Regions from separate parts of the Mus musculus genome. Here region 2 is linked to region 1. The links are chromatin loops, found by intact Hi-C in ENCODE. Cell type or tissue: left cerebral cortex. All regions are shown on one strand.

Region 1 (4,000 bases):
CCAGCCCATTTGGGGATCTATTTCAAGCTACCATGGGATCAATGCAAGGGTGGGGCCAATGGGAAGGGTTCATTGGAGTACTGGAGAAAGGCTAAGAAAAATGAATTTCACAAAAGCCCAGGCAAACTTAGGGACTGGTGTGGACTTCAAGAACAAGTTGTATGAGCACCAGTGGGCACACTACACCCTAGAGAAGTCATTTCTCTCCCTACCCCGAGCTGACTCCAGATGAAAACCCCAGAGTCTCAGAGCTTCAAGGGGATTCATGGGACCTGAGGACAGTTCCCAGCTTCCCAGAGCAAGCTGAAATGTGGAAAAGACTTTAAAATAAAAATCATATTGCTTTTAACAAAAACAATATGGGACCAACTGATTGCTGTAGCTTCCACTACTGGGACTTTTTGACTTCTTTCCTGGGTGATTCTGGGCTAGAAGATTCCAGTGCTGTCATCCTTGGCTTATGGGTGAAGAGAGAGAAGCTCTGAGATGCTGGACTACTGGCCGGGCCCACCTGAGTGTCTGACTTTCAGTAGCATCCTTTCCCATTGATGGAGCCATGGAGTTGATGAGCCAGCAGTAGGGGACCCTTTAGATCTCCATGTGGGATGGGCTGACAGACTGATCCCCTCTGAGGAGACTGTTCATCTGTTACAATCTGTTCAAAGCCATAGGACACTTGACTCAGTTTTCACAAAGGTACACAACTCATGGGGAATGAAGGGAGGCCCACGCGGGATTCCACTCAGGAGGCCAGCTTGATGGCACAGAGGGCTTACAGTAATAGCCTGAATTTTGTGCTGTGGGTTTCTGCTGAGGCTGAAGGAATGGGGTGTAGAACTTCTTTGAGAGAGATTTATGATTGGGGACAGTGGTCCAATGTCTGGGCATCTTTCATCAAGCAAAACTTTACATTGTCACAAAGGGAATATTCTCTCTCTCTCTCTCTCTCTCTCTCTCTCTCTCTCTCTCTCTCTCAGCAGAGGAAAGGCATTCAGCTGACACTGGGTGGGGAAGATGGTCAGGATGGGTGACAGAGAATGGTTCTCCTGGATTTTTTCAGTCTGGGAACTAGAGGGTGTGGCCCCAGTGCCTTCCTTGAGGGTGACTGAGGTATCCTTTGGCCTAAGAGCGTATCTTACCTTGGAGGTGTGTACCACACCCCGTTCTGGTGGAGACCGTCAAGCTTGGGAACCTAATGATGTATCTGAGACAAGATAAGCATGGTTCAGATCGAGAACTGTCTGTGTCTCTGCACTGTGCTGTATCCTATGATAACTGCAATTCTGTGACTTCAGACAGTACAATCTACAATGTATCAATGACCACAGAGTACAGAAAGTTCCTCTATTCACCCAGCTTCTGGAGCTGTGAACTCTGACCTTAGTTTTGGAGTAAAACCTACAGACCCCAGTGCTCAAGGCCACGGTCTCCTCCTGAAACCACCTTCCTTCTTTGGAGTGGGTGGAGACATGTACTACTATCCAGGGCTTGGTTTGCTTTCCCGCTCTTTCCGGACGTTTGGTGACTTGGAGAAAGAGTGGCTAAAATAGAGCGCTGCTGTATGTGCTGTGACACCACCTGCTTTTATGCGAAATTCCACATTCAGGATTGAAAATTCACTAGTGAGTTGCCAACTGTGTTGTGTAAGATGCTCTTGCAGGATGCAAACAATGAAACTCTGTGGAAGAAGCTGCGAATCTGGTGTCTCTTGGGGATGGGCAGCAGGTGATGTCCAGGGCTGAAGGAGGCACTGTGTACTGAGGAAGCTTTTCTCCACTGACTGACCCACAGGCAGGAACTGCACATGGTGTCCTGGCTGTGGCAGACAGGCAGTAAAAACACACACAAATAGTTGGTGACTTGGGAAGTGACATTTTAAAATCCCGTCGGTAGCTCAGCCAAACCCAGAAAGTGCTTCAAATTTTAAGATTTAAAAAAAAAATATTTCTAATCATGTACGCGCACATGTGTGGGTGTGAACACCAGTGTAGGTGTCTGCAGTGGCCAGAGGTGTTGGATCCCTCTGGAGCTGGAGTTGCGGGTGGTTGTGAGCAACCTCACATCGGAACTAAACTCAGGTCCGGTGCGAGAGCAATGAGTGCTCTCACCCGCTGAGCCCTCTCTCCAGGCCTGCTCCAGGTTCTAACACACATTGTTAAAGTACATGAGGACATTTCTCTCTATTCTGCTTATCCTCTTATAAAGCTTCTTGGTGCTGCTCATGGTCCAAACCCCAAGTGATAATTCCCCATAAAACCCACTGCCATCCCGATCATGGCAGTGAGTATCTTGTTGGGGAGTGCCAGCCAGGTCCTGGTTCTTAAAAAGAGAGATCCTCTGTAGCAATGAATTTTATGTTAGGTTTTAAAACTGAAACTCTTAATGCATCCCAATATCCCGGGTCTGTTTTGGGAAAGGAAGTTTGAGTGGGCACATGGCTGCTTCTGGGAATGCATTCTGGACTCTTTTCTCTAGAGGGCAGTGTATCCCTTGGCGTGCCTGGAAAATCCAAGTTCCTGGCGGTTTCCAGGGTGGGGTTTCAGGGCTCATAGGGAGTCAACAATTTACACCCCAGCTTGTGGGTGGCAGCTAGGATTGGCTGTTCCAGCCCAGTCTCTGTGCCGGGCATACATTTAAAATTCCATTTTTCTTCCTTGCTTGTGTATGAGCATTCAGAAATGAAATTATGCCTTCATACAACACATTCTCTGCTCTTAAGTAATTCCAGGTCAAGAGCATCGGGCAACTGGCAAATTTTAAAGGAAACATTGCCTGAATCTAAGTTATAAGCGCTCCCATGGAAAACATGGGGACTAAAGCATGCTCGCACACACACTGTATAGTCTCTTATTTGAACCCCGGAGAAGGTATTAACGTCCCCTAATCTGATAGCTCTTGAAGGGTGCACAGTCTGCCCTTTGCTGCTCTTCCCAGCAGAGAAACATATTTGAAAGAATTTCACATAACCATCTCATTTCACATAAACATCTCATTTTAAGTATTTGATGATTAAAATACATTGTCGACTCTCTGACTTTTCATCATTTATCAGAGAGGCCCTGAGGCACTGAATTTCATCTCAGAGTACCGCTACCTTCTCTTAGTTGTCCCACAACATGGTCTCAGGATTGCTTATCAATCAGGCTCCAGGATGCTAAGTTTCAAGATCAGGTTGGCAAAATTCATGACTTCTGTTTGGCTATTGAGATAGCGCAGAGAACATTGTCTTGGTGTCTTTCTGGGGTCATGGGATGTGTTACTCAGAGAGGTGACATGCTGGTGTGTGGCTACAGTGTTAGGAGCAGTAATAAAGCCAGCCCCACCCAATGTTCTGCGCCTGCCTGATGGATTCCACCAAGCATGCACGCAGGACCCAGGCATGGGGGCAGGGTGGGATGAATAGGCCTTAAGAAATACCGTGGAAGAAAGGTATCTTATGTTTCCCACGTTTTCTTTGGAGTAGATGTGGCAGCGGAGTCACTGTTGTTTGAAAAACTCTGGAGGATCTGGGATCTATAGCTCCTTGGTGTGGGGGGGGGGGAGTGGTTCCCTGTGCCATGGAATCTAGAAGTGGTAACGCATGTCTAGAATCCCAGCGTTTTGAAGATGGAGATAGGGGGATCAGAAATTCAGGGCTAGTCTTGGCTACAGTGTGAGTTTCAGGCCAGGCAGGGTGACATATGTGAAACTGTCTCAAGAAAAAAAAAATATTTGGATGTTCGAAAAATGGGAGAAATGAAACAAATAGAGAATGCTTTGCCAAGTCACCATCCACCATTCACCTTGCAGCGTCTGGCTGTGTGGTGCCCAGTGCCATCCTCTCTCCTCACTAACTTTAGCAATCAGGAAATATGGGGAGCTGTTTGTGAGCTGGAAGTGACCAGGGAAAGCCTCACTGGGAGCCATCTTTGTGGAGCCTCCCCCCACCATGTGCTCTGTATCCCCGATTTCCACAGTCCCAGTGCTTTGGGAATTGTCCGCTGGAAGGAAGAGCTCATGG
Region 2 (4,000 bases), 240 kb after region 1:
GCAAATCAAGTAGTCTGCTGAAATGCCTCAGCCCCTCAGCCCCCTCTGTACCGAACTGGCCAGTTCACATCAGCATGGCAGGCCTTGTGAAACCATCAGCACATGAACCATTCCATTAGAGAAACAGATGGTTTGGAACTTTAACCTTCACTTAACAACGGTTCCTGTGATATATATGGGAAAGAAAGAGGACTTGTAGGCTGTCATTTAAGTAAATGCCAGTATTCTAAAAGCAACAGGGGACACCGCAGGATTACTTACAGACTTTATAGCAGGTGGTATCCTCTTCCACAGATATCTTGCATTATTCCTGATTTACACAAAGATGAGTTACAAAATAGTCACCTCAGTCAATACATAAAATTACAGGCCGAAACACCAAAACAGGCCATGGCACAACTCAGTTTTATATGAATTTGTTGAGGAAAAGCAATTAAAAAAAAAAAAAAAAAAGGAGGACATGAAATAACCTTTTCCCAGGTTAATTAAAAAAATTTTTTTTAGGAGTTCTTTTTAAACTAACAATTCAGATCCTAAACCATAACAACACATTCAAACCACAGACTTACACACAACCACTCAGGTACAAACAATGTGTCCATTTCGAGGCTTTGGGTATCCCTCGCAATACAGGCATACACTGTGCTGTTATAATCTGGAGCCCTTCTCCTAGTGAGTCGTAAGACACACGATTATATGTATAATGAAGAAACTCAGTGTAGTTTCTGTAAAAATATCACAGTAGGTTTGGAACTGCACCAGGCCTCTATTCTCTAGCCCTCTCAAGCTCCTGCCTCCCACCCAGGAAGACTAATTCAAACATGTCTACCTCCCCTGGTTCTCCCAGTGTTCCTTCCCAGCCCCAGCTTTTTTGCTCCTACTGAGTACATATACAGTTGCTTTGGTTTTATTTGTTTGTTTGTTTAGATAGGGTTTCTCTGTGTAGCCCTGGCTGTACTGGAGCTGGACCTATAGACCAGACTGACCTCAAACTCAGAGATCTGCCTGCCTCTGGCTCCCAAGTGGGAGGATTAAAGGTGTGCGCCACCACCCAGTTTCTGAGTAAATATAAGTAAAAAGAAAAAAAAAACATGATTTTTTTTTTAAACTCCATTGGTTCTTGATGCTAATTTCTCACAAGAACTTACCATGTTTTTAGGTGTATGTAAGACATACACGACAAGAAAAATATCGAGCTTATTTATTCTTAATTATGACAAAAAGGGAAACAGATATAACAGGATTACAGTAAAAGACACCTATCTGCTGCATGTACTCCTGCATCATCTCAAGGAAGCTTTTCGTTTTAGGTAAAAGGTGCTACTTACATGTCGTTCTGGAGCAAGTACAAAGCTAGAAGCTGACCGTACACTGGCGGTGTGGCAATTCCTCCAGGAGCCTAGAGAGCGAAAAAAGAGGGGAAAGCCTCACTTCCTAATACACTTTCAGAAAAGAGAAAATGAAAACTTAAAAAGTAAGTTTTCCAGCACTACTATAGATGCAGAAAAATGCTTAGGGAAGTATCAAAGGTTAAAACCTGAGTTTAGATCTGTTGTGAGCTGTCATTTATCTGCAGTTGGATATCAGTTTCTTTCCATAGTCACAAATATGTAAGTGACATTACCTCGGAAGGTCAGGTCTCAAATTAAAAAAAAGGGGGGGGGGACTACTTCCAACAGGTTCTTAATGCACTATTTTTCTGGCCGTTATCTTAAAAGCTTAAGTAAGCTTAAGACAGAAGACTACCAAAAGGTAGTTATAGAGGCCTGTCTCTCTTCAATCTTTATTCATTCAGCAAGGTCTGCTAAAGGCTCATCCGCAAGCTGCTGCTGTCTCCTTTAGTCCGTGAGCCCCCGCCCTCCCTTTTTTTTTTCCTTTTTCTTTCTTTTTTATTTTTATTTTTTATTTTTGGGGTTTTCATAGTTCAAGCTGGCTTCGAATTCACCGGCAATCCTCTCGCCTCCGCCTGACGTGTGCCCACCGGAGTCCTGTGCCACTGCGCCCAGCCTATTTAGCGAACTTAACTTAACGTTACAAATGGAAGCAGCATCTCTTGATGAACCCGGAGTGTGCGCCCCGCAGGCCGCGGCCCGGCCCGTTACCCTGGAAACGGCGCCCACCCGACCGCCCCACCCTGCGGCGCTACCTCGAGTTCCTGGTTCTCGCACTGATCCAACAGCTTTCTGAAACTGAAGGCGTTGTCCGCCATCACCGCCACTGGCATCTTCCCGGCCGCTCTCGCCGCCACCACCTCTGCCAGACCAAAGCACAAGCTGGCCCTCGGGGCGTCGCGCCCGCGATGAGGTAAAGGAGCTGCCTCTCAGTACGCATGGGCGAGCGTGTCGTCACTTCCCGAGCGACGCCGTAGCGGAATACAAGGGCGGCGAGCGCTCTGCCCCAACGTCTCGGTGCTCTGGAGGACCCGCCCCAGGCTAGGACGAACCGGCTTTCTGAGTCAGAGCCCTGCGATCCGGAAGGGTTCGGCTGCGGCTCGGATTATCCGCACGGGGAAATGATAACGGGACTACATTTTTCCACAACCAAAGTTGCCGTGGGAGAACAGTAAAACCGTTGGACCTCCACGTGTTTCGAGAGCGCTGAACTGTACTTCTTCTAAGCTAAAGTGTTACATACAAGTCCAAGAAACTCCAAACCTGAAACTCTTCTTGGTTTGGGTTATGCACACACCCCTCTTCTAACAATTCACTTAGCAGCCTGACTCTCACCTACACCTACTATGCGCACGCGCACGCGCACACACACACACACACACACACACACACACACACACACCTTTTTCTGAAAAAAAAAAAAAAAAAATCACCTAGCAATTGTCAGCAAACCAGGACCCCTGTTCACAACCTGCATGGAACTGCATGCAGACAAACCCTCTCCAAGTAATGGGATAAGTTTCTTCGCTCTCTGCGGACCATCGAACAGATTCTATTCAGTAATAATCCAGTTAGGTGCATTATGAGGCCAGGAGGTCTGATCTAGCCTGAATTGGTTTTAGGTGCCTGCCCAGGAGGGTGAACCATGTCTTCTAAGTGAATTTGCTGAGAGAAACTCCTATTTACTGTCTTCTGCCTGTGCGTGCTTGTGAACGCTTTTGATTAAAATCAAATACATTTTAATAATAAAATTATTTAATAAAATTCAATAATTTTACATATTGAGACATGCACAATAGAAAAGGGAGGTAACATAACTAAATTGTTTTTTCTGTTTTTGTTTTGTTTTTGGTGTGTGTGTGTGTGTGTGTGTGTGTTTTGGTTTTTCGAGACAGGGTTTCTCTGTATGGCCCTGGCTGTCCTGGAACTCACCCTGTAGACCAGGCTGGCCTCTGCCTCCCAAGTGCTTGGATTAAAGGCTTGTGCCACCACTGTCCGGCAAAATTTTTCAATCAAAACAGAATGCAGTGCTCCTTAGCAATAAGACTCCTCTCAAAGCTCATAAAAACCCCAAACAGTAATTGGGGCTCTAGAGTATGCTGGCTCATGTGGCCAGCGGTCACTCTTGACAGCATATTTCTTTCTGATCTGTAGTATGGCTTTGCTTTTGCATAAAGTTTCCTTGCTACTTTGCAAACCTGGGTGCCTGAATTTCAGTTCTGGGCATGAGAGGTAAAAACACCCAGCCAGACCCTAGTCAGTGCTCAGACACAGCAAGCAATGGTCCGGACACCACACCTGCCCCCTGCTGTCTTCTCTGGCAGAACTGGAGACTGGAACACAGGCCTCGTGCATAGTTTTAGCACTGAGCTGTGCCCCCGGGTCTCCTTTTACTTACTGGTAGACAAGGTCTTACTAAGTAGCCCAGGCTGGCCTTGAACTTTTGGAAAAGCTCCAAACCTAACTCTCACTTCTCTCTCTGCCTGCCTCAGGCTCAGCAGACCAGCACAGTGTTATCACCTGTGTACCTGTGTACATCTCATGTGCGCGTGCACACATACACACATACACAGACACACACAGACACACCAGAGACACACACAGAGACA

Evidence for each region. Hi-C counts contacts between places; a loop is a spot of excess contacts. Peaks named below come from ENCODE experiments on the same cell type or tissue, not always from the same donor. Only the 100,000 strongest peaks of a DNase experiment are listed, where the experiment ranks them.
Region 2: it touches region 1 in a loop (2.4-fold over the local background); 1 of 42 quality-filtered maps calls a loop at or near these places.

What each region holds. Positions count from the first base shown.
Region 1 is chr1:90,838,939-90,842,938 of GRCm38, reverse strand. All of the region lies in intron 1 of Col6a3 (collagen, type VI, alpha 3), which reads left to right. Among named protein-coding and RNA genes, the nearest start is that of Col6a3, 3.0 kb to the left of the region's middle. In left cerebral cortex, a CTCF peak has its summit at 2,471 (motif pointing right); a DNase peak (open chromatin) is centred at 2,496.
Region 2 is chr1:90,601,774-90,605,773 of GRCm38, reverse strand. It overlaps Cops8 (COP9 signalosome subunit 8), which reads right to left and starts at 2,349. Exons shown (of 8, transcript NM_133805.3): 1 at 2,147-2,349; 2 at 1,329-1,399; 3 at 262-310. The coding sequence starts at 2,224. In left cerebral cortex, no CTCF peak of the experiment used is centred here; a DNase peak (open chromatin) is centred at 2,356; H3K4me3 peaks cover 1,807 bases; H3K27ac peaks cover 903 bases.